4 separate regions of the Mus musculus genome follow, and regions 1, 2 and 4 are each linked to region 3. A link is a loop called in an ENCODE intact Hi-C map of the cell type or tissue named here. Cell type or tissue: heart. All regions are shown on one strand.

The links. A loop is a pair of places that touch in the nucleus more often than their neighbours do. Peaks named below come from ENCODE experiments on the same cell type or tissue, not always from the same donor. Only the 100,000 strongest peaks of a DNase experiment are listed, where the experiment ranks them.
Region 1: it touches region 3 in a loop (4-fold over the local background); 8 of 42 quality-filtered maps call a loop at or near these places.
Region 2: it touches region 3 in a loop (6-fold over the local background); 7 of 42 quality-filtered maps call a loop at or near these places.
Region 4: a loop joins it to region 3, with 10 times the contacts of the local background. A loop is called at or near these places in 12 of 42 quality-filtered maps.

Annotation. Positions count from the first base shown.
Region 1 is chr16:11,450,932-11,458,931 of GRCm38, forward strand. The region is part of intron 13 of Snx29 (sorting nexin 29); the gene reads left to right. Among named protein-coding and RNA genes, the nearest start is that of Gm32100, 130 kb to the right of the region's middle. In heart, CTCF peaks have their summits at 4,750 (motif pointing right) and 5,956 (motif pointing right); a DNase peak (open chromatin) is centred at 5,420; H3K27ac peaks cover 1,315 bases.
Region 2 is chr16:11,465,691-11,473,690 of GRCm38, forward strand. The region is part of intron 13 of Snx29 (sorting nexin 29); the gene reads left to right. Among named protein-coding and RNA genes, the nearest start is that of Gm32100, 110 kb to the right of the region's middle. In heart, a CTCF peak has its summit at 3,235 (motif pointing right); a DNase peak (open chromatin) is centred at 3,301; H3K27ac peaks cover 929 bases.
Region 3 is chr16:12,196,515-12,204,514 of GRCm38, forward strand. The region is part of intron 2 of Shisa9 (shisa family member 9); the gene reads left to right. Among named protein-coding and RNA genes, the nearest start is that of Shisa9, 220 kb to the left of the region's middle. In heart, a CTCF peak has its summit at 4,909 (motif pointing left); no DNase peak of the experiment used is centred here; H3K27me3 peaks cover 275 bases.
Region 4 is chr16:11,419,619-11,427,618 of GRCm38, forward strand. Snx29 (sorting nexin 29) reads left to right here. Exons shown (of 21, transcript NM_028964.4): 11 at 1,086-1,165. Among named protein-coding and RNA genes, the nearest start is that of Snx29, 100 kb to the left of the region's middle. In heart, CTCF peaks have their summits at 3,833, 4,154 (motif pointing right) and 4,482 (motif pointing right); no DNase peak of the experiment used is centred here; H3K27ac peaks cover 1,740 bases.

The sequences.
Region 1 (8,000 bases), 750 kb before region 3:
GGTTGAGGGGCTGTACCTTCAGGGGCCTCCTGGCATGTCAGAATGCAATGGAAGCCATCACATCATGGAGAGTGGGAGGAAAGAGGCCGAGGAGCTGCTCTTGTAACAGACATGTTTAGTACTAAGCCGTGGTGGATGAGGGCGGAGCCCTTGTAACCTGATCAGTTCTTTAAAAAATTACTTAAATTTTTACGTGTCTCAATATTTTGCTTTTGTGTGTGTCTGTGCACCAAGTGTATTTCTAGTGCCAGTGGAGGTCAGAAGGCATTGGAGCCCTCGAACTTGAGTTCCTTTCCTCCCCATGGGTACTGGGACCTAAATTTGGGTCTTTTGGAAAAGCCGTAAGTAGCTGCTGTGCCATCTCGCCAGCCCCTGCCCAGTTCCTAAGGGCCACCTCTCAGCATTGCTACTGCATCAGGGATTGAGTCTCCCAATTAGAGAACAGGGTCAAAGTCATTGGGTCACTCTAAGGACAATTTTCTATCTCTGCTCATCATGCTAGCTGTCTCTTGTGTGATAAATCATCTCTTAATTTGGTCTCCAGAAACAGCAAGTGTTTAGAATTTTCCACGATTTCTGGGAGTGAGGTGTCTGCGAATGGATGGGGAGGGGTCTTTCAGGAGGTAGAAGTTGAGTTGCTGGCTAGAGTTGGTGTACTCAGGCTTGTCTCAGACTAGGGGCTGGTGTCTTCTGTCTGTCTGTCTGTCTGTCAATAAGAGGCCTAGGGTCCTTAATCTGAAGGTTTCTGTAGGCTGTTCAATGTGGCTCCCATAGAGAAAGAACATGCTCCAGGTGGAGGTCTCGAGGTTTCTGTCACCTTGGAGAGCACGCTGAGTTCTATAGATACACAGAACAGCCCGGCAGTGTGGGAAGCCATGACACTAGGGATGACTATCAGGATCAGAGTCAGTGGGGACCATTTCAAAAGCTGCCCACCACCATCTCCAGGTTTCAGCTTCCTCCTGATACTTCAGGGATCTCAAGAGAAGCAGGGCCAATAGGATGTCTGTACCTTTCCAGAAAACCACATGGTTTTCTGAGGTCCTGAGGTATTGATTTCATATGACTTGCGTGCCAGGGAGTTTACCTAACCTTGTCTGCAAGTGGCAGCCTGGGAAATCCAGTGATGTGGTCTGAAGGCCTGGGTCCAGGCTGACAGCTAGGAGCCCCAGGGCAGGAGAGGACCACCCCTGGCTCCAGAAGTCAGGCAGAGAGAGCATTGACCTTCCCTGGTTCCTTTGTTTTGTTTGGAGTCCTCAGTGCAAGGATGGCACCTGGTTGTCCTGATAAGGTCCCAGCCTGGTCCACTAATTCAGATGCTGGCTCTCCAGGAAACACCTCAAACACCCAGAATTGAGATTCAATCAGCTCCCTCAGCATCCATGACCCAGCCGGCTAGACCCTCACACTCCACCAGTGGCTCTTCCTCCTTCCTGGCTATTCATGCTAGTGTCACTCTGCTGCTTCATTCCTTGGCCACCATGATGGAGTCTAGCTAATGTGTGTGGCTGATGTGCTGAGAGCAAGGTTCAGCATTCTTGCCTGGACGAGAGGGAACCTGGGAGTTGGTGGGTCTTTGTTCCTTTGAGGAAAGATTCTAACCCAGTGCATGAATGCACACACAGTAGAAGGAGAGGGGTGCAGCTCTTCCTGAGGGTGGCACCTGAGCTGCTGAACCCAGCCTTTCTGAGCTACTTTTCACCTGCCAATCTTTGTTGCTTTATCCAGATTGTGTTGGCTTTCTCTCATTTTTACCATGTTCTAACGAAGGGTTCATGTTTGTATGTTAGGGGCAAACGGTGGACTGTGGTTTTTCTGGGCTTAAGTACATCTGTCATCCTCTTGACAGCCCAAGGGTGTGGACAAGCGTTCTGGTTGGTGCCTTGGCTGTTGATAGTTCTAGACTCTGGGTCTGACCTGGGTGTTGGAGTCCTTTCTTTGTCCAAAGCATCTTGAAGCCTTTGACACTGGCCTCCATTTGGAGGTCAGCTTCCTTGGGTGTGCCAGCCCTGCTTGGTCAGTATGTACCCTCTTGTTTATTGTTCCTGCTGGGCTGGTAGCCAGTGAGATCTTCACAATGATGTCTATGTGTGAGATTGAGGTCCTCATGGCACAACTTTTAGGGTGTGGGCCTATACAGGGAAGGCAAAACAGGGACCTCAGTGCCCTGCTCAGATCCTGTCTGGCATCTCTGTCTGTCGAGACTTTTGGCTTTCAATAAAAGCTCTAAATCTTATATTGTCTGTCAAGGCTCAAGCTCTGCCTTTTTCTGTTGGTTATCAGAGAACTATAGACTCTGCTTTCTGGGACAAGGTCATAGGGGATGTTCTGTCTTGACATGTATCTGCCAAGCACTTAGTCCAGTGGGCTGACCCTCTCTTTCTTTTGGCTCTGGCATATATCTATCAAAAGATACATATTTCTAAATCCAGGAGTAGTGGTGTATGCCTTTAATCCCAGCATTCAGGAGGCAGAGGCAGGTGGATCAGAGTTTGAGGCCAGCCTGGTCTACAGATCAAGTTCCAGGGCAGCCAGGTGAAGTGGAAACTTAAGGGTTCTTTGGAAAGTCACTTGTGTTGCTAAGGCAAACACATGAAGGAATGTTTCATTGAAGTGGACATAGGTGAAAGGCCAAGGCAGACTCATGAAGGAAAGTTATGCTGAAGCAGACACAGGAGAAAGGATGTTCTGCTAAAGTAATCCTGTTAAAGGACACATGATGAAAGATTCTTTGCTAACAACACGCATGTATTGGTCTGCCTTACATTGTATAGTTGAACTCCATTTGTCAGGACTCCATAGAGAGATATGCACCAAGCAACTTCTGGTGGTGTGCTGCGGCTTTTTGCCGCTTCTGCAGACTGATTGGCAGTGACTTTTGAGACAGATGCATGTGCTGAGGCAAGACCCGGGGAGGACACGGGATGTTTGGAGGGTATAAAAAGGACTCACTTGGTGGTCTCGCTTTGCTGATCTTCATTTCACTGAGATTGGCACAGCTGAGAACTTTTCCTGGCATTCCTGTTGGCCCTGGTGCCTCCTGCTGACTTGTGCAGAGGCTGAGGCCTGGCTGTCTCTGCTAGGTAGCGCCACTGCTGCTGATTTGTGTTTGTTATCTCGACGCTACCAACCTGGACTGCTGTATGTCTGTGAAGTGTTTGTGAGTAGAGCAAGCTGCTGCTGCTGACCTGTGAACTGAACTGCTATTTCTAGATAACACAGATGGGAGTTGCTCCAAAGAACCTTTCTAAACAGGTCCATAAGCCCGCCCCTCATATCCTTTCTTTCCCACTACCTCTGGTGAGTGGTGGGCTGTAAGAGAGGTTAAAGTGTTTAAGAACCATCATTAAAAAGGATTTGAAAGCATTAAAGTTACACAGGAGTGGCAGAAACTGACATTTTCCGGGTTCCAGCTCAGGTCTAACATATCTAATTTGGTCAAGGTAATTCCATCTCCTTCCAGCAAGATTGCTGCAGGGTTCCTAGACTGTTTCAGAAATGACATGTGGTCTAATTTTGCCATGGAGACAGGGGTGGGTCTTCAGAACTTTGGTGGGAGCTCATCTCTTGTCTGTTGGATGGCTCTCTCTTCTGGGTAACTTTCTGTTGGGGTATGAAGCCTAGAGCTGCCTTGGCCATTGTGTTCTCATGAGGGAAGACAGCATAGGGTGAGGGTATGCAGGCACTCAAATGAGGAGCGGTGGGCAAGAGAGCTGGGTTTCAGGATTCACTGGGATGCTGGGCCAACCTACTCTTTTTGTTTGTTTGTTTGTTTGTTTCAAGACAGGGTTTCTCTGTATAGCCCCAGCTGTCCTGGAACTCACTCTGTAGACCAGGCTGGCCTTGAACTCAGAAATCCACCTGCCTCTGCCTCCCAAGTGCTGGGATTAAAGGTGTGCGCCACCACCGCCCGGCTCCAACCTACTCTTGAAGGCCTCTCTGGACCTTCTCACAGTGTGGGCTGATGAATCCCCACTGCTCTTGAGATGAACTGGAGTTGGGTTTCTGTTTCTTGTCACTTTAAGAACATTCATCAGCAGAAGGTTGTGTCCAGCATCTCCTGACCTACCCAGGTAAGGGCTCTCCGTGGTGCTCATGCTCAGGCACCAGCATTGCACAACAGTTACTACTAGCAGTGACAATAGCGTACTGCCACCAAAGGCTCAAATTTAGGCCAGAGGCTTCCTCAGGAGGGGCATGCTCTTGTGCTCACCTGGTTTTTCTTACCGCTGACGTAATGCCTGGCTCAAATAGGTCTCAGTGAAGTTGGTCTGGTGAGGGAGGGAAGTGTTGTGGGGCTAGTGGTGGTGTGACCTGACCCAAGTTATCTCCAAGGAATGCCCACTGGGCTCTTCTTAGTTATAGCTCAGTTCTAGGGAGCTCTTGGACTTGCTTGTTACCTGTTCCAAGACTATTTTGCTCACCATTTGGGAAGTGAAGCTTTCTGGAAATCCCTTCTACTTTAGCTTTAGCTAGTGAGAGCATTCATGGATGACAGAAGCCCACTTAGAGGCCTCTGAAGAAGGGCAGTGGAGTGGCTAGGGAACTCCTGCTGTGAAGGAGACCTGTTTCTCCACATCTCTCTATCCTTTTTCTTGCAGTTGGCTTCATTATCAGGTTTGATCTTCTCTCATGGTGACTAGAGGATCTGTAACAGACCATGGCTGTGCTGTGCCCAGCCACTTCACCTCGTCTCCCCAGCAGCAGGCATCTCTTGCTCTCAGGCCCAGATCAACGCTCCCTGTATCCAGGAGGTGGCATCCTTTCCTTTCTGAACTGCAGGAGTGAGTGTGGGGCTGGAGAGGACTTCCCTAGATGGGCAGCAGTGACTGTAGACTTCCCATGGTGATTCCTCCCCATCCCATTTAGGTGCTTTAGATGTTCCAAATTAATGTATTAGTGGCGTTGGGCCGACAGCCCTCAGTGGAATCTGACAGGAGTGAGTACACTATGCTACCTCCTCTGGCTGCTTTCTGTGGTTTATGTCTCACAAACTGTGACCTCTAGTGACCTTGTTAGTCATCTATTTTGCCGTCTTTGGACTTCATGCTAGCAGATTTGCTGTTCCTTTTTTGTAAACATTCTTGGTGACACTCCTAATGTCCATAACTAATATAACATACATATAACACAAGTGATTTAGGAAGCTAGCTTATAGTTTATGTGAAAGAGAAATGAACAAGAAGCCATTCATAATAGAAGCAGACTCTGTTCTACATTGGTTAGGATAGTTCTGGGACAGAGTGAACCACAGATGCCAGCTCTCTGCTGGCAGGGCCAGCCTAGTCTCTCCAGGGCTGAGTGGGATGGTGACTGTTGCAGCCCAAAACAAACACACCCAGGCCGGGAGTCTGTCAGAGCAGGAACTTGTTTTATTGTAGCAGTCTTTCCTTTATATAGGGTTGAAGAAAGAGGTGGGGATTTTTGGTGAGGTGAGATGATGTAGAGGGCGGGGAAGGATGCCGTAGGGTATAGGGTGACTGACAGAGCCAATAAAGTTATTCTACATCAGTGGTAGCTAGGCAAAGGCAGGCTTAAGCAGAAAGTGCTGAGTCACTCCAGTACGGAAGTGAGCAAGACAGGTCTCTAAACTAGAGCAAAGACTCAGACTTCCTCACTAGGCCTCAGTATCTGGCGAATAAGGCCCAACCCACAGCTTATAAAGCACTTCCTGGTCCACAGCTTGCACATAGAGAGGGAGGACCAGAGTGGCTGTTTATAGCAAATACGGAATGAAAATGCAGAGTGCAGCAGACCCCAGAGGAGAAGGGCTGTCAGCATCTGTGAGAGGCGGCTCCAGGTTCAGATTCTACACCAGTCTCCTACAGATGGCCCTAGGAGGCCGAGCCAGCACTGTGTACTGCCCCAGCCTCTCAGAAGGAATGGTGTCTTCAGCCTACTCTACATTTTGGCCTGACTATGCCGCCAGGCATGCCTACTTATCCCACACCTGAAGGGGGCAGCATTGCCACCAAGAGAATCCCTGCCTCAGCCTTTTCCCTTGTCCTTTTTCTCAGGACCATTGGCAGAAACACTGCAGAATGTATGTTTAGTCATCCTCTTGACCTGATTCCCCACGTGATCTTCTGAGCACCTACTGTGTCCAGTCACCCTTCCCTCTGCCTCCCTCATTCAGGCTACTGGACGAGTCACTTGTCTGGTGTGATGAGCTGAGAGTCCCACCTTTGCTCCATGCTCAGCAGCAGCCCCAGGTCCCTAACTTGCAGCTGAGAGCAGGGGAATCCATGTATAAGTCGGGACTTGTGTGTTAGGCCCAAGCATCAGGATAGGCAAAGATCTGTCTCAGTGGAAACTGCTCACCTGTAGTCTGGTGCTGCCGGAGTTCTTCCAGGCTCTGTAGTTTACCTTGTTCATTTGTTAACTCTTCAAAGAGCAGCTGTTTTGTGGTAAGCTTTATCAGTTAGAAATGAACAGAGCATGGCTGCGTGAGCCTATGTGTTTAAATTGAAGAGGGGTGGGTGGGGTGGGATGGGGTGTATAGACACAGATGTTAAACATTTGGCTGAGTGATTCTGTGCGCCAGCCATGCTCAGGTGTAAGTGTGGCATGATGTGGGGCAGGGGTGGGATTAGTTTTGCGTCAGTTTACTTTAGTCTTTGGGTTTGTTTGGTTTTTGTTTTTGTTTTGGCAGAAGCTTGGTAGATAGCCCAGGTTGTTCTTGATGTTCTTGAACTTAGTGTATAACCTAGGCTGGCCTTGAACTCAGAGTCCCATTGCCTCAGCCTTGAAAATATTAGGATTACAAGAGTGTGCTACCATTGTCAGCTCTGTCTGAGGCTGGGGTAGAGGGAGGTGCCTCAGGCACCATTTAAGGAAATACTTATTTACATAGGAGCCTCTGTTCCCAGTGGATGTGGGATGGCAGATGGCCACTTAGTGCCTAATGCTTCTCCTTTGGAAAGCCAGGGTGAAACAGTCTTACTCTTATAGATTTTTTTGCAAGAGTTAATGCTGATAAGTGCCACCCAGAGGCCCCTGCAGGTATCCTTAGCCAGAGCTGGGACCATGGAAGTAATTTATTCCTACACCTCAAGGCTACAGTCACTTTTTGGAGTTCATCTGGCTTGGTGTTGCTCAGACATAACTAACGTTCTAATAAAGAATTCTCTGGGTTAAAGTGCTAACCATGCTGCTTAGCTCTGGCTGCACATTTCAGTCCCCAGGGGAAGCTTACAGAACTATTAGGCCCAGGCCACCTTCCAGACTAATTAAGTTAGGCTTTCTAGAGGCGAGACCCAGACTGCACAGGTCTGGTGCCCAGATGTTAATGTCCTGCCAGGTATTGGGTGATGGAAGTGCAGCAGGCTGAGCTGATGGTGGGCACTTCTGAGGTTCTGCAGGGGATGCAGAGGCTGCTGGTGACATCCAGGAAGGTGAAGGTGCTTGATATTTTTATTTCAGAACCAAATGGAGAGTCAATTTGTTACTGTTAGTTTCTTTTGGAAGTGTTGGCATTTTTCATTTTTGCTTAAGAGTTTATTTTCAAGTAAGCTGTAAACAACTTAAGGGATGACTTTGTTTACCGATCTGTATGTGAACTTAAGCCTAGGCCTGCTCATGCTTTGCCCGTCAACACGGATTGCGTGTTCACAGGTTAAAACTGCACATGTGTTTTCTGAGGTGGAATTCTTTTTAAGGCAGGTTCTTTCTTCCTATATGGTCTAGTCTGGTCTTTGATTGGGACCCCCCTGCCTTAGCTTCTCTAGTGCTAGCATGGCAGGGGTGTGCTGTCAGACTCAGCTAGAGCAGAATTCTGTCATCTCTGGCTAGTTGACACTTCTTAAGGAAGTTTTTATTTCTGTGTTTTCAAACATTACCCTGCAATTGTAAAAGCTGTGGACCAACCCCAAATGGGAGGAGGCCCAAATCCCATGGCCCAATGCAATCAATCACTGTCTTCATTGTTAGTCCATCAAGTCCATTTTCTAAGCTTAGTTTTTACACCTTTAGTTGTGTGTTGCAAGTTATGTGTCATGTGT
Region 2 (8,000 bases), 730 kb before region 3:
CTAGGGCTGTGAAGTGTCAGGTCTTAGCACAGGAGTCAGTGCTACAACGTTAGACGCACAGACCCTGTGGCACGGTGTTATGGCCAAAATGGTGGCTGATGAGTGAGCACATCTTCTGCCATAGTTGTTCCCTTGTAATTGCTAAGGTCACAGTGTCAGGAGGCCCCAGGCTGTGAAGAAGTAGCTGTTTCCTGGGTCACTGGCTGGGCCTCAGCCTGTGATTTGTGTTAATTTGTGTAAATTGAGGCTAATTTATCTTGATTCCTTTATCTACAGGAGGAATTACCTGCCACATAAGAGATGTGATTGGAAAGGTTGGATGGAGGATGCTGCAGGGCAGACAATTTCCCTCCTTACTAATGGGCATGTGACTTTGGCTTCTAGAGGAGCGTGACCCAGGCCAAGATGACTTTTCTTGGCTACCTAGCTACTTGGCTCCTCTCCCTCTCCCTCTCCCTCTCCCTCTCCCTCTCCCTCTCCCTCTCCCTCTTCCCTCTCCTCCCTCTCCTCCCTCTCCTCTCCTCTCCTCTCCTCTCCTCTCCTCTCCTCTCCTCTCCTCTCCTCTCCTCTCCTCTCCTCTCCTCTCCTCTCCTCTCCTCTCCTCTCCTCTCCTCTCCTCTCCTCTCCTCTCATCTTTCTCTCTTTCTCTCTTATACCTGGAGAGTACTGGATGCTTGGTATTGAAACTAGGGCCTGCTCTCTTCTAAGGAGGTATATCCCTAGCCCCCAGAATTTAATATTTTTTCCTCCTGCTTGACTTTTTGTTGAGGACTGTCTCAAGCACATTCAGATGAGCTGGCCAACCAAACCTCTGTGACCCTGTCTGTTGTAACTGCCTTTACCTAACTTGCCATTGCTCTGACTTTGCCTGCTTTTTGTTTGTTTTTGTTTTTTTTGGGGGGGGGGCAGGGCTAGAGAACCACATTAGTTATTTTTGCATTTCTTTAGCCAAATCCCTGACAGAGAGCTTAAAAGCAGAAAGGCGTATTTAGGTTCGGGGAATTGTTGTGTGGCAGAGAGGAGTGGCAAACCAGCTCTGTCTGCTCAGCAAAGCCTGTGGCAGCGGCCAAGAAGCAGAGAACAACTGGGCTCGAACTTTCAGAGGCTGCCCCTGAAAGTTCCCTTCCAGCATCCTGGCTCTTCCTCTTAAAGATTCCATAGCTTTCCCAAAACAGCACCACCAGCTGGAAATAAAAATTCAGAACATGAGCTTGTGGGGAACTCTGCAGGTTCGAACCTAAAGAACAACCAAAGTTGTTGCCTTTAAATTATTGGTGATACATGAATTTTGAGACATGGTTTCATTAAATAGCTCTGGTTGTCCTGAAAGTCATCATGTAGACCAAATTGTCTTTGAACTCACAGAGATGTGGCTGCCTCTGCCTGCTGAGTACTGGGATTAAAGGTGTGTACCAACAAGCCTTGCTGAATGAGAAATGTTTTATTATACTTATTTATTTGCAGGTGTACATGTCATACGTGCATATGTGGTGCATACGTGTATGGTGGTGCATGCATGTGTGGTTCATACATGTATGGTGGTGCATGCATGTGTGGTGCAAATGTAGAGATCAGAGGATAACTTCTTGGAATCAGTTTTTTTCTTCTACCATGTGCACCCCAAGGCTCTGGCTCAGGTCATCAGGCTTGGTGACAAGTATCCTAACCTACTGAGCCATCCTGCTAGCACAGTTACATATGAAAACTAGTCAGGGTTTAAGGAAGACCCTAATGAGTGGGGTGAAAATGGAGGCCAATGGTACAGTGCTTTCTTAGAATGTTTAAGGCTGTTTGCTGTCAAGGACGACGACTTTGAAAGAGGCTGCTGACTTCATCTTTGAGGCTGGAGTGTGTTCTTCCTGAGCCTCCTTTGTAGCTCCTCTCTGCTCGCTCTCTGTTTCCATAGTCTCCTACCCTATGGCAGCGCAGCAGTCCCAAGGCTCCTTCCTGCGGGTCGCATTTTGCTCTCAGTCTTTACAATGAACGTTTAAATGTGGCTTTGCAATTGTTTTAATGTGGTTTCATGTAGTCAGGCAGTGTGACCGAGAGACAGACAGAAGGCGAGCTGTCTGACTGTTGCCGTCTTGTCCTCCTGCCTCCTCAGCTTTGATTGGTGGCCATGGCTTCCTTCCTCCAGCTAAAAGCTTGAGCTGCCAGGAGAGCTCTTACTAGGGAATGTTCTAGCAAAGTGTCACACACAATTAGATATAAAAATATTTCTTATTTTTGCAGATTTTGACATAAATAATTGGAGATCCCTTCTTCTCTGCTTCCCCTTATAACAATTCAAAAAGCACCAGAATTCAGTATTTTTAATAGAAAATTTGACAGTGTGCTTACTGTATAATTGCTCACAAAGGGAGGGAAACCCTTCCACATTTGCTTCTGAGGATGAAGAGAGATCTTCCAGGTCTGGGTGGCTTTGTTAGAGCCAGCTGTCCTATTCCTTCTGAAATGGGAAGTGGCTTTCTGGTTCACACAAAGTCCCAAAACAGAGCAGAGTTGGTTCTAGCAGACTTTTCTTTACAGTTGTATCAGATATTTTTCTCCTTGCTGACCAGGGAAACAGCAGGTGTGCTCTAGTCCCTGGGTTTGGAGGGTCCCAGGCATCATGGCAGACAGGGTAAGACTGGATGTGCATGGCAGCGGGTAAGTCAGGGTCCAGGAAGTGTGGACAGCACCTGGACCTGCCCCCCTTTGGGCCTCTGCTGCCAGCTAGATCCTCCAGCTTTCAAGTTCCCAGCATTTCTACCTTGCACCACAGGCTGGGGAAAATGTAATCAAAACAAAGAGAGGCCGTGGAGACCTGCAGATTCTAATCATGACAGCAGCACTTACTGTGGTTATAGCTAACTTCATGTCCTGTTTATCTGGTTTAAAAACAAAGCAACCAAAAAAGCTCCTAGCTAGTTCCTGGTCGCTATTTCTTTATCCTCGGGGTGTGAACCCAGAGCCGAGCATGTCCCAGGCAAGCACATGGGGAGCTCATGAGTGTCGCTTGAGTGAGGCTTGTGCCCACCCTACCTCATACGTTCTCTGTGCTGCATGCCCTGCCCTCAGTCTCTCCTAGTCCAGCTCCTGTTGAGCCCACTCTCCACTTCCATCCCTGCCCTGGCTGATTGCGGCTTGTTGCACTATGCTAATCAGAAGCGAGAACTGAATCTCTGGAGGGAATGTGTTTGGTTCAAGGATTGTAATAGTGTAATTTTGTGGCTGTCTGTGCATGGAAATACAGCTTAGCCTGCCACTAGGGGGCAGCTCCGGCTAAGAGCCAGAAAATGTGTCCCTGAAAGCACAGGGATGAGGTGAACCCAGGACATGGTTATTAGCAGGTGAAGGAGACCTGCCTCAGCCACAGACCCGGACATCTGTTCGCGTGGGTGGTCAGCCCCATTCCTGGGCAGTGAGATGCTCATTAGAAAAGCCGAGGACTTGGGTGGGGTGGGGATGCGGGGACAGGTCGGCAGCAGAGTACGTGCTGCATACACATGAAGTATCCACATAGAAATCTGGATATAGTACCCATCTGTAATAGAGCTGAGATGCAGAGACAGGGGGATCCCTGGGACTGGCCAGCAAGTCTGGATGCACTGATGTACTCTGGACTCAGTGGGAGACTCTGTCCCTCCCTGACCCCACAAATAAGAAGGAAAAAGGACAAAGGAAAAAAAAAAGAATAGAAAAGAAGAAGAATAAAAAGAAAAAAAAAAAAGAAAGTTGTCAAATGGTTTAGTGGGTAAAAGTACTTACTGTACAAGCCGGGCTTGCAACATTAGGAAGGTTAAGAACCACTGCTCCAGTCTCCCCTGCTGGAGTATTACCAGTCCTGGATCACCTATCCTGGTGACTGTGCTGTGGTGAGGGGGCCCCTCTGTGAGGTGACCTGCTTCATTCCCATGCAACCCTATGGTCCCATTGCCTCACTTTCCCTCCCTGTTTCTTCAGGCCTCCAGCGTTATCAAGAAGCTCAGGGAAGCAAGATGTAGCACAGGTCCTGGCTGGGATCCCTGTGTGTAGGGACAGCCTGGCTGTCTCCCATGCTAGTTAGAGAAAGCTGCCAGTCTTTGAGGCAGGCTGACTCAGGCCTTTGTGATCATTGACTACCTGCCCAGGTGATCAGTTTCTTCCAGAAGTCACTCTCTACCTAGTCCACAAAGGAGCAGAGCCCGTGCGGAGGCCCCTCTGGGAGTTAGAAGTTTGCTTGTGGCTTTCTCAGGCCCCAGAGCTGATAATGTGGGTAAAACCCAGAGGCCTTTAAGTGTTGTGGGGTGGCCCTCTAGGTGGGCTGTGCAGGTAAACCCTATTTCAGTCTGTTCTCCTTACTTGGGAGCTAGAGTGGACAGGTGGGGGGTGGGAGAGGGAGAGTGGACTTGGTGGGTGGATGGGGTGCTTTGGGATAGTCAGCAGGACAGGAATCCATCACTTTGTTTGTCTTCTATTGACTATTGTCACTTGGGTGCTAATGGCCTTTAGACTGCCCTATTTGGTGTCTGATCTCTTCTGCTTTGTGGAGAAAGCCATTAGGCAGGAAGCAAAGAGGCTTCCTGGTGTTTTAGGGCAGGAAGTAAGTAGTGCATTTATAACTGACCTCACACAGCAGTGTGAAATCACAGGTAGGTTTAGGATGAGGACATGAGCGGGTTATACTCAGGTGCTCTGGTGTTGGGATGGAACCTGGGACCTTATGCATGCTAGGCAAGCCCTGTACCCGAGTCACACCCCCAGGTCTCCCTTAACTTCTTTTGCTGCTGAGGAGCCACTGCTGGCCAGGGCTGGCCAGGCCTTTTCTGTCAGGACAGTCTGTGTTCTCTCACATAAACCCTGCCTCCCTTAAATTGCCTTTGTCTGTTCTTTAGTCACAGTGATGAGAAAAGTAAGCAGCTTACCAGACTTGCTCATTGTGTGAGCTAGGAAGTGAAGATCCAGGGTCTGACTCCTGTCACTGACTGTATCCCTTGTCTCAAGGCTTCACTGCTCTCTGGCCTGTATCTGGTGAAGAAGCAGCAGCACCCAGGGCTGTTCTCCAAAACGCCGTCAGTCGTCTCTGGTTAGCTGTATGTGTCCTTTCTCCTTGTTCTGAGAGTAGGTCGTGACTGTCTTTCAAGAGCCAGCTGTAATATCACACCACCTCTGAGAAGCCTCCAGGATTGGCCCTGGTGCTTCACTCTCTGGGCTGAGAATGGTGGTACCTGTGGTACTGCTCTCAGTCCGTGTTAAATGTGAGTTCTCTGATGTACAAGTGAGAGCCACCTCAGTGGACTGCTTGTCCTCGTGCCAGAGATGTGACCTCCCAGATGTTCTGCTGGAGTATTTTTATGTCCCTTGGTGGTACTGCAGACTCCTCTTAAATGTACACTGTGCCCAGCTGTGTGTTGGCTGTGGGCAGCAAGGTGGAAGAACATGGAGGGAAGGCAGTGTGTACTCCCTCACCGCCTGCTGTGTGAGCTTGGGGGTCTTTGTTTCTGTTTCCCTCATTTGTATTGGGGACATAGGGGGAAGATGGGCCTGGCTTTGCTGATTCCTGACACTCTTGCAATTGTGATAGTATTCTTATTGTTGGCTTGTTATGGCCTTGGGATGGATAGCTCCTTTGCCTGTGCACTCAAGTTGCTGCTGGTGGAGAGTGGTTAGAGTGGAGAATGAGATTCATAGCTTATGTTCCGCAGGGCAGCTCTAGAATGAACTGCAGGTAGAGGACACCTGACTAACAAAGGGCTTCCTTGGCTCCCAGCAATGGCTGGCATCTACACAGGTTTGTGAGACTCCCAGCCAAGCTAATCCTTTAGCTTAATGCCCCTCCCACCATCCAGGCGTACACAGCCTGTTGAGTCCTTCAGGGAGTTGGCTGAGTTCTGCCCCTGTCATCCTCAGAGATGGGGGCTCAGTGCACTGTGTATCTGACCACTTCTCCTAGCAGAGGCACAAACTGCTGCTGCCCATTAATGCCCCTGTGCTGAGCAGCCCCCTGAGGCTTGCCACGTCCTTCTCAAGGCTTTGGCATCAAATGTCTTAGATTAAACTTCCCTGTGGAAAAGATAATACTGTTAGCTCTGCCCCACAGTTACCTGGCTGTTGCCAGGTAGGCCTGACCCACTATAAAAGGGGTTGCTTGCCCTCTTGGTCTCTTGTTCCTCCCTTGCCCTTGCCCTTGCCCTGCTTCCCTTCCCCTTTCTCTCCTCATTCCCTTCTTCTTCTCTCTCCACATGCTCATGGCTGGCCCCTACTCCTCTTTTCTTTCTTTCTACCTTTCTATGCCTCTATTACCCTCTTAACTCCCGTTCCCATGCCTTGAATAAACTCTATTCTATACTTTACTGGGGGAGGGGGGATGCCTTGGCATGGGCCCACGGAGGCACCCCCTTCCTCCATACCTCACCACATCTCCATAGAACATATTCCTTCTCTCTTTATCTTTTTATAAACACATCATTGTGTGGCCTGGGATTCTCAGCCACAAGAAAGAAACTGTCTCAAAAGGAGAGAGAAAAGTCTCACCTAAGGGAAAGAGTCCTAGAACGAGGCTCAGTGAAAGACTGAATGTCTCCCATCCTCAAAGGCAGCACAGGGCTGAGCTCTAGAACCCTCCCCTGGGGCCATGTGGACATTTACTCTCACCAGTAGGGGCATGGGGCTTACCAGTTCTTTGAAATTTTGGCTAGAGAGTGTGGATCTCCATGTTGTAGCAGGGGTGATGTAAACTTACAGAGTTTCTAAATTCCGGGTTTTGGCACCAATGATAGTAGGGTAGTAGAGGCAGGGAAAGGCAGAGAGAGAGAAAGAGAGAGGGGGGGAAATATGAGAATAGAGGAGTAGAGGCCAGCCATGAGCATGTGGAGAGAGGAGGGAAGGGGAGAGGGGACAGAGCAAAACAAGAAGACAAGAGAGCAAGCGAAAGAGGAGGTGGCAAGCAGCCCCTTTTATAGTGAGTCAGGCATACCTGGCTGTTGCCAGGTAACTGTGGAGCAGAGCTTAGGATGCTAGCAAATACTGCAGTATCACTGAAAGAGGTGGTAAGGCCATATGCCTTTTTGTAAATCTCCAGGTGTGGGCCTGCCCGTGAGGAGGTCAGAGGAGGACCTCAGGCATATTCTTCTAGTCCTTATTTCTTTAAGGTAGGGTCTCTGGGTCAGCTAGGCTGCCTGGCCAGTGAGTTCCTGGAGTCTTCTGGGACCTGCTGTACCATCTTGCAATGGCTCCTACCCCAAAATTGTCTGCATCTTACTAAGTGCCTGGCTGCTTTGTCATTCTAGGCCCAGTGCCCACTGCTACCCTCAGCTCTGCATGCCTGCCGAGCCTGGGGCTTGGGCTTTCTGCATGGCCAGCTCTACCATGCCTTGCTCTCCTTCCTGTCAGCACTCCCGTTAGGTCTCACTGACTCCCCTCTGTGCCATCTGCTTTCTGCTGGACTGTGACTGATGCCAGCCTGCTCCAACTTGATGGCTTTTCGTTTAATGGTTCCCCTCCCGGGTGCTGTCCCCCAGATCCTGGCACAGCTGGCTCCCTTTCAAGCCCAGCACAGATGTCACTGCCTCAGAGGTATCTTGTCAGTCTACTCTTCCATTTTACTCTGGTACCCTGCCTTGCTTTCTTGATAGCAACTACCTGAAATGTTCATCTATTTGACTTGGCCCCTGGGCTTGGCCAGGGCATCTTGACTTACCATAGGTTGGCATGCCAGAGGTTGGCATGTATTTTCTGTGAAAGGCTAGAGAGTGAATTCTTCCGGCTATTTAGAACATATGGTCTCTGTCATGACCACTGAAGCTGTCCTAGTGAGAAGACAGCTACAGATAATACATCAGTGAACAGGCCCGTCTGGGCATTGCTAAAATTTGGTATACAGAGAAGGGTAGGGGGGAGTTTATAATAGGTAAATTAATGTGTGGGTATAGAAGCCTGGTGCTGGCTCAGAAGCTTCTAGTCTATGATAGCACCTGGCTGCAACCGCTTTGTTGACTCTGGGCTGAGTGCTTTAAATAGTATGTCTGGTGCAAGGTAGG
Region 3 (8,000 bases):
AAAGGAGTAATTAGAAGCTGGGGTCCCATGAAAACAGATGAGAATAATGGTTTAATATCCTGTTGAATACCTTCAGATACTTTTCCATAAATAACTTGAGGGCTTCAAGGAAGGTCTAGAATGGTGTTTTTTGTTTGTTTGGTTGGTTTTTTTGTTTTGGTTTTGGTTTTTGGTTTTTGAGACAGGGTTTCTCTGTATAGCCCTGGCTGTCCTGGAACTCACTTTGTAGACCAGGCTGGCCTCGAACTCAGAAACCCGCTTGCCTCTGCCTCCCGAGTGCTGGGATCAAAGGCGTGTGCCACCATACCTGGCAGTCTAGAATGTTTTAAGCATCAGGAAAGGACATTAACAACTCTGTTCATTTTTCTTGATATCAGACATTGTGTGTATGTGAGTGTGTGTGTGATGCACACACGCGCATCTTTGTAATCCTTCCAACTTACACCGCACATCTTCCTCTCCTAGCTATTCTGCCCACACTGTAGCACATTACAAACACTTACATACTCACATACTCAGCTCCATTCAAGCACATAATCTTCACACTCACTAAAATACACTTCACACTCACATCTACAAGAGGATGTGCTCTATGTTCACATGGCCTTTGCACATGCCTACAAACACCTTAATGCTACATCATCATCCCCCATAGCATTACCCCTACCCCAACACAAAGAAACGCATGTGTTTTAGCCACAAGTATATATAACACACCTGTGACAAAGCTTTCTCACCCACAAAATAGATACACCTGGTATTCACATATCCTTCAAAGTCAAATTCATGCTCATGCCAATACCAAATCACTACAGCAAACCTCAGATCACCTTTATTCTATATTTTTGTCTGTCTGTTATCTGTATCTATATTTACACACACACTCCCTATACACGCACATGTCCTCATTCACCCACCTACACACCACATTCTCATTCACACACACATAATTCCCTCTCCCCGCCCCTCACAGATATCATATTCATTTTCTTGAGATCCTAATTCAACAGTGAAATTTGCCTGAGGCCACATACAATCAAAGTCCAGGAAAACACACACACACACACACACACACACACACACACACACACACACACACACACATTGTGTGTGTGTGTGTATTCTAAAGCTTAAAAAGTTTATGAGGAAACAAATTTTTTTTGCCTATTTTTAGCTCCCCAAGGTTTTAAATATGTCCTTAGTCCCCGTTCAAGCAGCTTCTGGCATTATGTAACTCCAGCAGCTCTGACTCCTGACGTCAGTGCCCGCTTACTCCAGTGATGGTGACTGACTGGCTTATGGAAGTGCGACACCCTTTTCTCCCCACCCCTTCCATCAGAGCAGCAGGTGCAGGCGTCCTAGAAGAGGTGGAGAGGGAAAGTTACTGCTGTGCTTAAGAGGTGGAATGTGGGGGATGGGGGAGGTGTGCTTTTAGCTGGAGTTCTGAGGCTCCTTGTACATTGAACCCTGCTTAGTAAATACTGAAGAGCAGACTGGTATGTGAAAAATTATCTAGGCCTGGCCCTTGCCTCTTCACACCTTATTTATTTATTTATTTATTTATTTATTTATTGACAAGATCTCCATATGTAGCCCGCGCTGGCCTTGAACTTATGACGCCCTTGCCCCAGCCTCCAAAGTTCTGAGATTGCAGCTGTGGTGTCCCACCAGCTTGCATGTTTTCTGGACAGGAGACAAATGTTTGGGGGAAAGGAGAACTCGCATCTCTGTGTATGCTACAGTTCTGAGCCTGAGGCTGAAGGGCAGCTGAGGATAGCGCTTAGGGAGAGAGAGAGAGAGAGAGAGAGAGAGAGAGAGAGAGAGAGAGAGAGAGAGAGAGAGAGTATGTGTGTGTGTGTGTGTGTGTCTGAGAGAGAGAGAGAGAGAGAGAGAGAGAGAGAGAGAGAGACTATGAGAGATACTACATCATTACATGCAGTTCTGTGCTGGGGCTTTATTGCTGACATCTACTACAAACTCGCAGCTGTAAGAGCAGATGCAGTGGCTTCATGTGGCCATAGCTCACATCCTCCTGCAAACACATCAATGCTACATTCTACAGCATCCACCTACCCAACCGCCAGGACCCACAGTGTTAGCCACCGAATTCCTGGTATTTCAGAACCCACCCAGCAGCAGGGATAGAGGTTCTCCTGTATTAGCAGGTAGGGAGTGCTATAGGGTTGATTTAAGCTCATGGAGTCTGTGTATCTGAGATTACTTAACAGCTCCCTCATCCATTAGCTCCTTGAGTGACTTTACTTCTCTGAACCTTTATCTCTTTTAAAGTGGGCATTGCTGCAAAGTTTTAAAGAGATGTCCATGAGTGGGCTCAGTGTAGTGCATAGAAAGTGCTAGAGAGTCATTATCTTTGCTCTCTTTTGGAGGCCAAGCTTGTTTGTTGATGTCAGTTCTTCCACTCTGGCCACAGTTGACTTCTATGAAAGCCTGTTCTCATAGCTTTCGTTTGAGGGCCACGTGCTACTCTTTACCCGTCTTTTTGACTTTTAAGCAGGTCCCAGATAGCTGCATCTGTCTGTGTTATGTCTTTCCTTATGCTCTCCTGTTGTCTTCACCCTTGTCAATTGAACCAGCTTCTGCTCACCTTGTAATGCTGGGCTCAGGCATCACCTTTCATGATATTCCACCCCAGAGTTAGGGTGCATTTAAAAAAAAATATGGTCTCAGTACCAAAGATCATGCATGGTAGGCAAATACTCTTATTGCTGTCTTAGCTCACCATGCTCTGTATTGCCCCCCACCCCCACAGTGTTCTCTCTTATACAGTGGTCCCCTTCTCCTAAGCCCATCTTCCAACATTCAGCTAACTTGGTTTCCTTGGAAGCTGCCAAAAGGAGGAAGTGCTAAGGAACAGGACTCCCAGCAACCTGGGTGACATCAGGCTACACCAAGCTTTGCTACCCAACTGCAGTCTGTGGACCATCTTCATCATGGGTGGAGACTTGTCAGAGATGCATATTTCCATCCTACCCCAATCCTAAATCCCAGAATACGAATTTTAATAATGACAGGATTCATTTTGGGAAGAGCTATGTCCTGGGATCTCCTCCCAGTCCCTGATAGTGACAGACAGGCTGACAAGTCAGGTGCACTCATGATCATGGATGAGACTGCCCAGGTAGGTAAGTAATATAAGTTGTCACTGGACTCTAGTCTCAACCTGCCTTCATTATATCCCCAAATGATCCCTTTTCATTTTACCACGTCCTCAATCTGAAATAGTCTCTCAAACTCTGACTCACATTTTTCCCTAAGGGAGAGCTAGCATACTTGGGTTGCTTTATTTCTGATTATTACTTACTTGACTTGCATGCATATTTTATTTTTTATATTATTGTTAACATGAAGAGGAAGCCCTATAAAAGAGCCAGTCTGAAATGGGATGCACTCCCTTCCCCTTTCAGTGAATCTCATCCTCTCTCCCTTTGGTGGCACAACAGCAAGCTTGCCTGCTTCTTGTGGTCACATGACCATAAAGCTTCTGCCTCTGTAGCCTACTTGTTTTGCTGGCATCTTTATATATCTCACCCACCCAGACATATCACCTCAAATCCCCTCAATTAGTAACTGTTGCTACTGTTTTTATATAAAGCACATCTCCAAATTTACATGGCTGCATAATTAAACCTTTACAAACAGTTGAACCAAATGCATTTTAGATGCTTATAAACTCACCAGAAGCATTTCTCTCATTCAGAAAAACAGATCCTGCATACCAGCACATACCACTTGAAGCCCATCCGATATGACAAGAGAAGGGTGTGACTAAGCTGGCACTTAGTAGGTCTCCACATGACAATCTTCTTTAGCAAATAAACATATAGGACCTGTTTTAAAATCATTGTTTCCTGGTGGCTTCTGGAACATAGTAGAGTTCAATTGGGTTTTGAATGAATAAATGCACAGAAATAGTTATCAGTTCTGTGGATGTTGTTTTCTGGATCAGTGTGACTCCCTAGACTAAACAGTAAAAGAAGAAAGATTAGGAAGAAAACAAAACAGGACTATGATTTCATGCATATCATCATGCTAGCTTCAACAATAGAAGCCTGAAAATACCCACAGCTTTCCAGAAGAAATACCCCACTCACTGGAAACAAATTCTGCCTGAGCTTTTTATTCCAGACTCACCTTCTGTCCCCTGCCAATAAATCTACTGTCCTCTGTGTGAGCTGAGAGGGCCTGCCCATACATGTACATCTCTAATCTTGGTGGCTTTCTCTGCTTTTTGTTCCATTCACTGTTGTGTCTGACTAATAGGTCCGATGGACTACCAAGGGCAGAGTCCACCTGTGGATAAATGGAGCCAATACAGGGTCAGATTTATACTAGTCCCTGTGTGACAGGACATGCTAGAGTACCAGATTTCAGGAGGCCAGCAGATGCTAGAACTAGAAGTGTACTTTCAGTGTACCTTGTCACTGAAAATATTGGACGTCAACCATTTTCAACTACTGGGTTACTCCAGTCAAAAAAGTGCAAAGGCCTAGAAAAAATTTCAGCCCTATCATGGAACACTATGTTTATTCTGAAGTCTTTGGGAGGATGGAAAACCAGTTTGAAGGATTAATTAAGATTTCGTCAGGAGAAAAAAGAATGCATGTCTTGGTAGATACAGTAATCTCAAAGTCATCTTTGTCCTGACTATTACTGTGGGACTACAAGCAGGTTGTGTTACACAGCAAGGAAGAATCAAAGTTGCAGAGAAAATGAAGACTGCAGACTAACCCAGTTTAAATAAGGAGATTAACCTGGGTTATAACGATAGGCCAATTGAATCACAAAGATCTTTTCTTTGTAGAAACAGATGGGAGGATATCCAAATGTTGACTGTCAAGATGGAAGGGAATCCCGAGTCAAGGAATATGGCAGCCTCTAGTGGCTGAAAAGGGTAAAGTAGGTTGACCCTCATCTCTAGAAAGGAACACAACTCCGTATTTATTCTATTTTCTTGTATTACATTATTTCACTTCTATGTGTTAGGCAAACTCCCTCCCCCTGAGATACTGCCTTAGCCTTCTTCACAGGCTCTCACTAAGTTACCTAGGCTGGGTTTTGAACTCACTTTATAGCCCAGGCTGTACTTAAACATGCCATCTTTCTGCCCAACCTTTGAAGGGCTAGCCTGTACCACCAGGCCCAGTTTTCTGTTTATTCCTTGATTTTAGCCTGGTGAGACCCAATTCGGATTTATGACCTGCAGAAGTGTCAAATAATCAATTGGTGTTATTTGAAGCCACTAAGTTGGTGGTTGTTGATTTTGTTATCAAAAGAAAATGAACGCATATCTTCATAAGGAAACACAGCACATGTCAGAAACAAACATTTGTCTGTTGGACCTTAATGGTTGCAATCCATTAAGGGCTGGAAAACCATAGCATTTCCTCAAATGGTAATTTGGAATAGATTCTGTAGGGACTGGTGGACAGCGTATGCCTCCTTAGGTCTTGGCTGTCTCAGTTACAGTGTGCAAAGTTAAGGTATCTGATGCCTTTTGTTCTAGAACTTAGAGGCAGCATGTCAATGCATGAATATCTAGAAGGGGGTGGAATCTCAGGAGCAAGCTTTGCAGAGATTCTTTAGATGTGGTAAATGTGCCTCAAAGTGCCAATTTCATCCCATTAGAAGCTACAGCAAGCAGAGAAATGTGGCTTTCTGGAAGGGCCCAAACCTGATGTTCCAGGACATCTGCCAGTCTTCTCTGGAGCATGGAAAAATATTGTACTTGGTGAGCCTTCGTTGTGACTACACTTCTGCTCTGGGGAGTGTGATACTTTTTTTTCTGCAATGTTTGGGAATGAAGCATCTCTGGGTATCGGTCTCTGCCCATCAGAAATCAGTGTTGTGATATAATTACATTTGTGAAGCAGATGGATTATTCATGAGCACGTGGCTGAAGCTCCTGTTGCAGTTAGAGGCAACAGATCTGAGGGTGGGGTAGGAGTGGGGGTGTGACTCAATGTGCCTTTCTGTTCCCAGATAACAGCCATCTAGCTCAGACCTCTGATGTTTTTCCAAGGATGTTGGCAGGGACATAAACCTGAGGCTTGGGGAAGAGAATTAATATTTATTAAGTATCTAGAATGTATTGAACTGTTTTTATAGTGGTCTATTTAATACTATTTTTGTAAACTATTACTTTTGTGTACATGTATGCATGCACACACACATGCAAATGCAGTAGGCCAAGTGACAACTTCGTAGAAGCAGTTCTTATCTTCCATCTCTTACATTGGTTCTGTGGATCAAACTCAGGTCACCAGGCTTATGGCAAATTCCTATAACCACTGACCCATCTCACCAGCCCGCATTTTACTATTTAAGACAAACCTGAGAAATATGTTATAAGATAGCTATGGCTATCTTATATGTAAAAGAAATAAGAGTTAGGGAATTTATGGGTATTTTTAGTGCTTTCCTCTAAAGGTTACTTTGGCCAGCTCATAGAATTTTGGAATGAATTTTTGTTTGTTGTTTCTTTTTTTTTAAATGTGTATTTGTGTGTGTAGTGTATCTGTTTGTGGTTGGGTTAGAGCACATGCTGTGTGAGTAGACAGGCATGGACATATGGAGCCCGTAAGTCAATATCAGCATCTCTCTCTCTCTCTCTGTCTTTCTTTTTCCTTTTCTTTTCAAGAGAGGATCTTTTGTAGAGTCAGAGCTACTGGTTATCTAGACTGTGCAGTGAGCTACAGATGTCTGTCTGCCTCCCATCCCCCACCTAGCACTAGGTCTACAAACACAGGTCAGGTCACCAGGCCTGGTGGCTTGATGTGAGCACAGGAGACTACAATCAGGTACTCATGCAGCAGGAGGCATGTCACTGACCGAAATTTCTCTCCAACCCCTATTTATTGTTTTAAAGGCATAGATCAGAATGAAACAGATTAGGGAAAAAGGAAATGGCAGTTGCTCTTATCACCTCTCATCTTGGGTCCAGCTTTGCTACTGTAGTATCAAAATAAAGTCAAGACAAACATGACACTAACAACATGCCTTAACTCTAAGGGAAGTAATTGTGATTTCCTCATTAGCTCAGGTAGACTGCCTTAGAGATGTCCTCTGCCCTTCCGATGGGTAGATAGATAAATAGATAGGTGATAGATAGGTGATAGATGATAGATAAATAGATGATAGATAGATAGATGATAGGTGACAGATGATAGCTAGCTAGCTAGCTAGATGATAAATAGATAATAGGTAGGTCATAGATGATAGATGGTAGATAGATGATAGATATATAGATGATAGATAAATGATAGATAGATAGATAGATAGATAGATAGATAGATAGATAGATAGATAGATAGATAAATAGATGATAGATAAGAGAGAGAGGGCAGGGGTCAGGATAGATAGCAAGACAAGGCTAAACTTTGCTGTTCAAGGGGCCATTTGGTCAGTTCCATTTGGTAAAGCGCATCTTGCTGGGTCTTTAGCTTTTTTACTTTTCTCCTTTCTTCCTCCCCGACCTCTTTTGTATCCCCTGCATAGTAACAAGAGGCTCCTTCTGCTTCATCTTTCTCTCTCCCAGAATGAGAGAATGTGCTTGGAAACAGTTGCCGAGGGAGCAATCTTGTTTTTGAAAAAGAAATGACAAAAAAAAAGAGGAAAAAAAAAGTATTTGTGGGGATGCCAAACCACAGTGAGCCTTGTTTAAGCAGTTGAGGTGGTGGGAATGTGTTTACACATCCAGGAAACACAGGCTGTGTGTCTGCGATTGCTTACATAGATAGTATTCTGAAAGGACTTTATGATCTATCTTCTAATTCATTGCTACTGCTTCTGGTCCAGGAGAGTCCTAGTGCTATTCATGAAGCTTGAGTTAAGCAGCAGAAAATGACAGCCAATTTGAGCCTGTGGTTTCCTCATAGAAATCCAGGCACAGCCACAATGCATTATTGGGCGTATCCACAACTGCTGGAAGGATTACATGGGTGATGTGTGTACCATGTTTTGGATAAGGCCAACCACATAGC
Region 4 (8,000 bases), 780 kb before region 3:
TAACCTGCCTCTCTGTGTGTCCTCATTTAAAGGCATCTTGTTTAGAATCTACAAGAGATGTAGCTCAGCTGTAGGAGAATGCTTGCATAGCATGCATAGAGCTCTGGGTTTGATCCCCAGCACCATATAAAACTTGGGAAGCGAAGACAGAAGGATCAGAAGTTCAAAATCATCTTTGGTCACTGTACTGGCTAGTTTTGTGTCGACTTGACACAGCTGGATTATCACAGAGAAAGGAGCTTCAGTTGAGAAAATGCCTCCATGAGATCCAACTGTAAGGCATTTTCTCAATTAGTGATCAAGGGGGAAAGGCCCCTTGTGGGTGGGACCATCTCTGGGCTGGTAGTCTTGGCTCTATAAGAGAGCAGGCTGAGCAAGCCAGGGGAAGCAAGCCAGTAAAGAACATCCCTCCATGGCCTCTGCATCAGCTCCTGCTTCCTGACCTGCTTGAGTTCCAGCCCTGACTTCCTTGGCTATGAACAGTGGTTTGGAGGTGTAAGCTGAATAAACCCTTTCCTCCCCAACTTGCTTCTTGGTCATGATATTTTGTCCAGGAATAGAAACCCTGACTAAGACAGTCACATAGAAAATTCCAGCCCAGGATCCATGAGAGACCATCAGAAACAAACACTGTTGACTTGTTGACATTGGACAGTGATATTTCATGCTTGTCTGAATGAAGCTTACATAATATGTGGGGCCCTTGTACTGGGAACATGGACCTGGAGACTATTCTAACTAGGGAAAGTGACAATACAAACCATAAGAATGTGACAAAGTAGACTACTGAAAGGACGTGTGTTCACGCGTGTGTACACGAGTTGGAAGAGGAAGGCAGTGGTTTCCTGTCTGACCCAGCTGCACACATGCCCACTGAGTGACTAACTCTTCCCTCGTGAGTGAGCGGCTTCCAGAGGGTGTTTGGATTGGTTTTGGAGTTACCAGTAAATTTCAGACATCTGCTGAGCAGCTTCATTGTTTTTCCAGTAGATTCCTGGGGAAACGTTTTGCCTGAGAGTGTTGTGAACACTGAAGTTGCATTTTGGGATGAGTGTAACTTCCTTCTGTCTACTTCCTCCCAGTAGGGAAGCCAGTTCTCCAGGCCAAGGAAGTCCTCTGAGCAGCTTGCTACCTTCTGCCTCAGTGCCTGAGTCCATGACAGTCCGTAAGTACTCTCAGAGGCTGGCATGTGTGCCAGCAGGGCACCTGTGCTTATCCTGTGCAGGTGTGGGCTTTGAAGTGAGCATGAAGTTAGTGAGTGTTTGCTTTCTGTGCACCTGATCGTGGTATCGCTGTAAGCTTCCAGACTATGGCCGGATTGTGGTGCATGGGGGTGAATCTGCTAAAGGATGCAAGGAACCTTCTGTGCCTTGCGGTTTCTAAGCTACCTTCTGTGTGCAGCCAGAGTAAGGCTGTCTTCTGACTTTCCTTGTGACTCTGGACAAATCAGTTTTGCTGATGACATATTCTAATGACAGGTGGTGCAAATCATTTCCAGCTTCAGAGGGAAGTATTAGGGACACGGCAATGAAGAGTGTGTGTGTGATGGCCCGCACCCACACCCACACCCACACCAGCAATTGTTTAACAAGATAGATGTTCAATGACTAGGTCAGTTGGGATTGGGGCCGGTGCCCTGACTGGGGTTGGCAGAGTGGGCTAGCATGAGACTCCATGGTCATCAGAGGCCAGGGCTCTTCCTTTTCCTGACTAGCTGTTGTCTTTGCTTTCTGAGCTCTGGCCATTTCGTTCCTACCCCTAATGGCAGGAAGGAGAGGGGCAGAGGGCAGGCTTTCTGTTTCCATATCACATTCAGAGATCAACACTTGGATAGTGTAAAAATTATGCCTTTTTTCCTCATCAGCCTTTGGGTAAAAATTAACATTTCCTTCAAACACCAAAGTACAACAAACCTTGAGCCCATAGTGGTGATGTCAGATGGAGAGTAACTTTATCCAGAGAAGTTCCAGGCCCCTTTAACATCACCCCAGGATGCCATTTCTGCTTGGAAATGCATTAGTTATCTGAGGTGACATAGAAACTTCCACACGGATCTCCTAGATCTCCAAGCCTGGACCTTTCTGTTTACGTGAACACTCTCCAGAGCCATGTTCCCTATGAGCTGAGGTTTCCCACAGTCCTCTGGCTGCAGAGCAGGAACTGCTAGTGTGAGTTCTGTTGCTGTGCAGGGCTGAACAGATACTTAGGTCTATGTGAGGACGACTTGTCTGTCACCTTCTCCTAGTGGCCAGGCATGGTTCCCAGAGCCCTTCTCAGCCTCTCTCCAGTGTGGGGTATGGAGCAGGTGAATTGGTTCTCTGGGGGCTGCCATGGATCTTGCCTCTGAGCCTCCCAAGCCATTTCCATCCCTGACAAAGCCACCAGCTTGGTCAGTTCCTTTCCCATGAGGACATTCTTGTGATACCTCTGAGCTGTGCCTGCAGCAGGGACTCAGCCCGTTTTATTTTCATTCATCTCTTTTTTTTAGAAATTAATCCTAGTTGTTTCTGGTCATCTTTGGCTTGAGACCTATCAGGAATTCCCAGCCAACCTTCTGAAGGAAAGGCCCACATTGGTGGGCCATTTGACTCTGGGTGTCTGGTAGTTATATGGGCTGTGCAGAACAGTTGTTTGTGAATGGGTGGGTGGGTTAGCCTTTGTTTTCAGGGGTGATTTCATGTGGGAAGGCTTTTCTTGTCCACTCTGCTCCTGCAAGATAAGGACCATGCCTCTTTCAGAAATGTGGGTGCCTCCACCCACCCCTGCTTTATCTGTGAGAGGGATAGGAAGGGCTGTCTGTGTAGCCCTACAGGATTAGTCTGATGTAACAGAGGATTGACACTGGGAAGCCTTGGCAAATGCTTCTTTTCCTGTGTGCTTGTGAGCATTGTCTCTGGCCTGGCTGACCCTTAACAGCTCCACTTCTTGGTTGTTCCAGCCGGGATTCCCTGCAACTTTCCTGATCCTCGTGTTCTCATTGTCAGCGGGATGGAGCCACCTGTTGAGTCTGTGTGCCTGTGGTGACTTGTTTGCTCTTGGTAGTTGCTGTGATGTCAAAGAAAGATGTCTTCATCCCCTGCTACAGTCTTGTGTGCTCAGTGGGTAGCAGTCGTTGATATAAGAGACCTTGATAGGGCAGTGTGGATAAGCAGCCTTGGCCTTGGCCTACAGCTTATATAAATAATGTTCCCAGTGCTGAGACTGGCGCATGCAAGGAAACACCCAACAACTGAGCTGCAGTCCCAGCCAAGTCTCCAGCTCTTCACACCTTGGTTCACATAAGTGAATGTGGTCACCAGCCTGGAAGGCAGCAGAACTCTGATGGTCTGGGCTGAGTTTGCAGGGTTTTGAAATGTCACCTTTCTTTGTAAAAGGCAAGTGCCACAGTCATATCTTCTTGTTGAGTGGCCAGCAGTGCTGACCTCAGCACAGACAGATAATGACGGCCACTCAGTATGCCCTGTGAATCCTGTGAATGCCAGTGAGTTTAGAGTAGTCACTGTATGCATGAACACACACACATATACACACACTGCACACTGAACTCATATGTGTGCACACACACAGAAAGTAAGGTCTAACAGGGGATGCTCAGTATGTGGAAAGCACTCTGAATGTTGGTACCTCACTAGCAGGCACTTAGGGTTGTGACTGGCTGTCTGCCTGTGGGAAAAGCCACCCAGACTGGATGCTTTCCCACTACTTAGTAGACATTTCTTTATGTTTATGTCAGCTTTACTTCATTCACCTCCTGTTTAACAGCCGAGTGTCTGTACATTTGAATTAATGTTTTTGTTGGAATATGTGATGTGAGCTGTGTTTAAGAAAGCACCTCTTTCCCTATTGATGGCTGGAAGTGGCACTGCAGCACCCTCACCACCAGGGGCCACTCTTTCCCTGTTGATGGCTGTAAGTGGCACTGCAGCACCCTCACCACCAGGGGCCACTCTTTCCCTGTTGATGGCTGTAAGTGGCACTGCAGCACCCTCACCACCAGGGGCCACTCTTTCCCTGTTGATGGCTGGAAGTGGCACTGCAGCACCCTCACCACCAGGGGCCACTCTTTCCCTGTTGATGGCTGTAAGTGGCACTGCAGCACCCTCACCACCAGGGGCCACTCTTTCCCTGTTGATGGCTGTAAGTGGCACTGCAGCACCCTCACCACCAGGGGCCACTCTTTCCCTGTTGATGGCTGTAAGTGGCACTGCAGCACCCTCACCACCAGGGGCCACTCTTTCCCTGTTGATGGCTGGAAGTGGCACTGCAGCACCCTCACCACCAGGGGCCACTCTTTCCCTGTTGATGGCTGTAAGTGGCACTGCAGCACCCTCACCACCAGGGGCCACTCTTTCCCTGTTGATGGCTGGAAGTGGCACTGCAGCACCCTCACCACCAGGGGCCACTCTTTCCCTGTTGATGGCTGGAAGTGGCACTGCAGCACCCTCACCACCAGGGGCCACTCTGGTGAAGCTCACTAGCTTCAAACCAAGGTTTGTGTTGGTGTTGGGCTAGCAATGGTGCTTGCTCCTCTGGTGGGTTTGTGAAGGTTAAACGCATATATACAAGAAACATACTCAGAAGAGTTGTACCTTACAATTTGAAAAGACAGATTGGAAAAATGTATCTCAGAGTTACACGTGTTAAGTGTTCAGTAACTTGTAGGTGAGACTGTTAGCACCCTTAAAGGATTCATTTACTGATTCCAAACACAGTGTCTAGGCCTCCAAATGGGTGGACATGGTTTTTGTTTTATGATGGCATCCCTACAATTACAAGCCTCTGAAGCCCCCTTTCCTGGATGTGTACCCTTAATCCTCTCTAGACGCTTAATCTTCTCAGTTGGGGTGATTTCAACCCCAAGGGGATATGTGGCCGTGCCAGGAGACCCTGGATCTCCCTGCCTGGCATGAGAATGCCTTCGGCAAAGCCTGACTGTGGTTATACCAGGGACAACAGGCTCTTTGTGCCCAGTAAGTATCCTTGTGGTGGACAGGGGTGCTGAATAGCTGCTGGAAAGCTTAAGAAAAGAACGGACCTATTGGAAATGATGAGACTCTAGGGACTGCTCATGACTCCTGTGGGTGTTTGCTGTCTCTTCAGCTCTGTCACCCTCGCTGTGAAGTGTGAAAGGCTGAGCACCTGCAGACCAGCCCAGAGCGGGTGGTCTGAGCACGAGGCTTCCTGACGCCATCTGTCTTTCTTGAGGCTGCAAATGTAGTGGGAATCCACCCGGTGGACACTCATTGCTGTGCCCCCCACCTTTGTAACTGCTGCCTCTCTCCACTCTTGAATTAGTTTCTGTATTTGGGAGTTGAGAACTGTAATGAGCCTTTTCCCCTGTTGTTGGTGGACAGTCCTTTAGCACCAGGTTGTGCCTCTGTCCTTGCTGTCTGTCCTCCCCTCCCCGTGCAAAGACCTTGGGGTTTTGCGTCTCAGTTGTGGGTGTCGAGTGCTGGTGCCTTATTTCAACAGTCAGGTGGGGTGGCAGAGGTGATGTGCACATAGCTTCCTGTAAGGCTGTCCCCACAGTGATGGCTTTGGAGGGGAGGAGGGGAGTCTGGTCTACTTTAGAAGGGCACATACTGCTAGCTAGAAACTGTTTCTCCCTTGCTATCATTGCTTAGCCACTGATACTTACATGGCTTTTGAGTCCTGACCACTGCCTTCCTTTTCTTTCCTGGGGTTCAGAGAAAGCGGGGAGACAAGCAACTCGAGTTGCTCATTTCTTTGTCACTTCTGATGTCAGGCCATGGAGGAGAGGGCAAGAGCAATGCCCCTCGCTGCTCACTTCGATGCTCACTGCCTCACTAAGCCTCAGTCTGTTTTTCTCTTGATATCATGTGACGGGAGTCTCAGTCGAGGTGAGGCAGGCTGGCTCATTGCCTAGCAACACTATTCCAAACACTGGACGTTTGAGAAATGAAACTAAGAAGCACTATGGCACTTGGAAGCCAATGGGAGGGCTCAGCATCTAGCCCAGGGCTTGGCTGAGGGTTCAATGATGAGATCTTTTTAGGATGAACAGTGACCATTAAACAGGTCACAGTCCAAGTCCTGTGTGACTTAGTCACACAGACTGTGCCTGGATACCGCAACAGAGATTGCTAACACTGGAGACTCGCTTTTCCTTCTGAATCTTGTTTCCTGGATGACAGCGACTGTCAGAAATTGGAAGCTTCCAGATATGATATAGGCACACCTCAGTTCTTCATAATTTGTTCATCCACTCCCCAAAAGTTTACTAAATGTCTGTCACATAGTGGGCACTGTTCTAGGTATGGGAGGAAGGGTGAGGCTTATAAACTCTGTGCCTCAATTTTCCCATCACTGAAATGCACAGGATGAGGTTCCTATAGCTGCTGTGAGGACTAAGAGTCACTCAGTGCTCAGCAGCACCCTCAGCTCTTGCAGTGTGGATCCTGACCACAGAGAGGTCAAAGACTGGAAGTGAGATGTGGCCGAATGGCAACTGGACAAGGAAGGGGTCAGAAGGAGTGACACAGGAGGGAAGGGGGTTATATGGGAGTGACACAGGATAGAAGGAGTCATATGGGAGTGACATGGCTGTTTTGTCACCCGTGGGCACTAACCGCCTTCTTGTCGCTTTCAGTCATCACACCTCTCTCAGGAGTGCATCCTGAGCAGGAAATCCTAGCAGAAGCCCTGAGGTTGTGCACTGTCACCCCAGCCCAGTGCCTGAAAGCGTGAACACCTTTGATCGGGTGCTGCAGCTGATACTGACACTAACACAGACATTCCTCACCCTCGATGCCAGGAGTGGGAGGGAGGAGGGGACAGACCTGTGTGGTGGAGTCCGTAGGGTGGCCTGAGTTGGAGGGATGGAAAGCTTTGTGCATGGGTGTGGTAGGGCTAAAGAAGCCTTTGGAGAGATGGGGATACTTGCCAAGAAGAGTGGGGTAGAGAAGCAGCTTGAGAGAGGCCATTCCCAGCGGCAGTACCGTGGACACTGAGGGTGTCTACCCCTTGTCACTGTTGGGAAGCATTGAGGAAATGCTGTCAGACAGCAGCAGGCAGGGGATTTTCCCTGGAGTAGCAGCAGCATAGCCAGAGCACGGAGCCCAGTCTCACCCGACACCCTGCCGTGGCCTTCCATAGTTATGGAGAAAAAAGATGAACTGTACTTAAAACACCGATCTATACCTTTCTGGTTTCCTGGCTGTGGCAATATAAATCTAAGTATCGAGTTTCAGATCCAGCAGGAAAAAGAATCAGAACCATTTCCCCGGAGTCATGGCTGCTACTGGGTCCCAGCCAGCAATGGACTTTGTTTGAAGAGAGTATCCTGTGACACTGGTCCTTAGCATAGGAAATTGTTCTCTAGGAAAACCAAGCTTGGGGTCACTCTGGCTAGACTTTGGCCCAGGTAGTTTAAAGTATTTTCCTTTCTCCTTATCATCCGAGTGGCCTTGCACTGTGGCTGTATCCACAACCTCTGAAGGTGAACTGATGGCAGGTCCCCAGTCTCACATACTGGACTGAAACATTCTCCATTGTGGAATACTTGATGTGATGAGCCCTCTGAGTTTGGGAAACATTTTGTTAGATTTTCTCACACACATCTGCTTGAGATCTTGAATACAGTGTGCCTCTTACTCTGAGTACCCGTCTCTTTCAGGACAGATGCAAGGGACACGTAGCAGTGAGGCATAGAGATTGCAGAGCATGGTGGAGACCTGCCCTGCCCTGCCCTGCCCTGCCCTGCCCTGCCCTGCCCTGCCCTTCCCCGCCCCACCTCGCCTCCCTGTGTCTGCTGGTCTGTGTCAGCCTGCATAACTCTTAACCTAACTCTGCTTGCATGGTACTAAAGCGTGTGTGTGCTTTCCTGTATGTATGTTTATGTGTGTGCACATGTGTGTTAGGCTAGAGGACACTCTCAGCTCTTGTTCCTCAATCATCCTTGTTTAATTTTTTTTGTGTTATTATAATTTAATTATGCCACTTTTTCCTTCCCATTCCTCCCTCCTATTCTTGGCTAAACT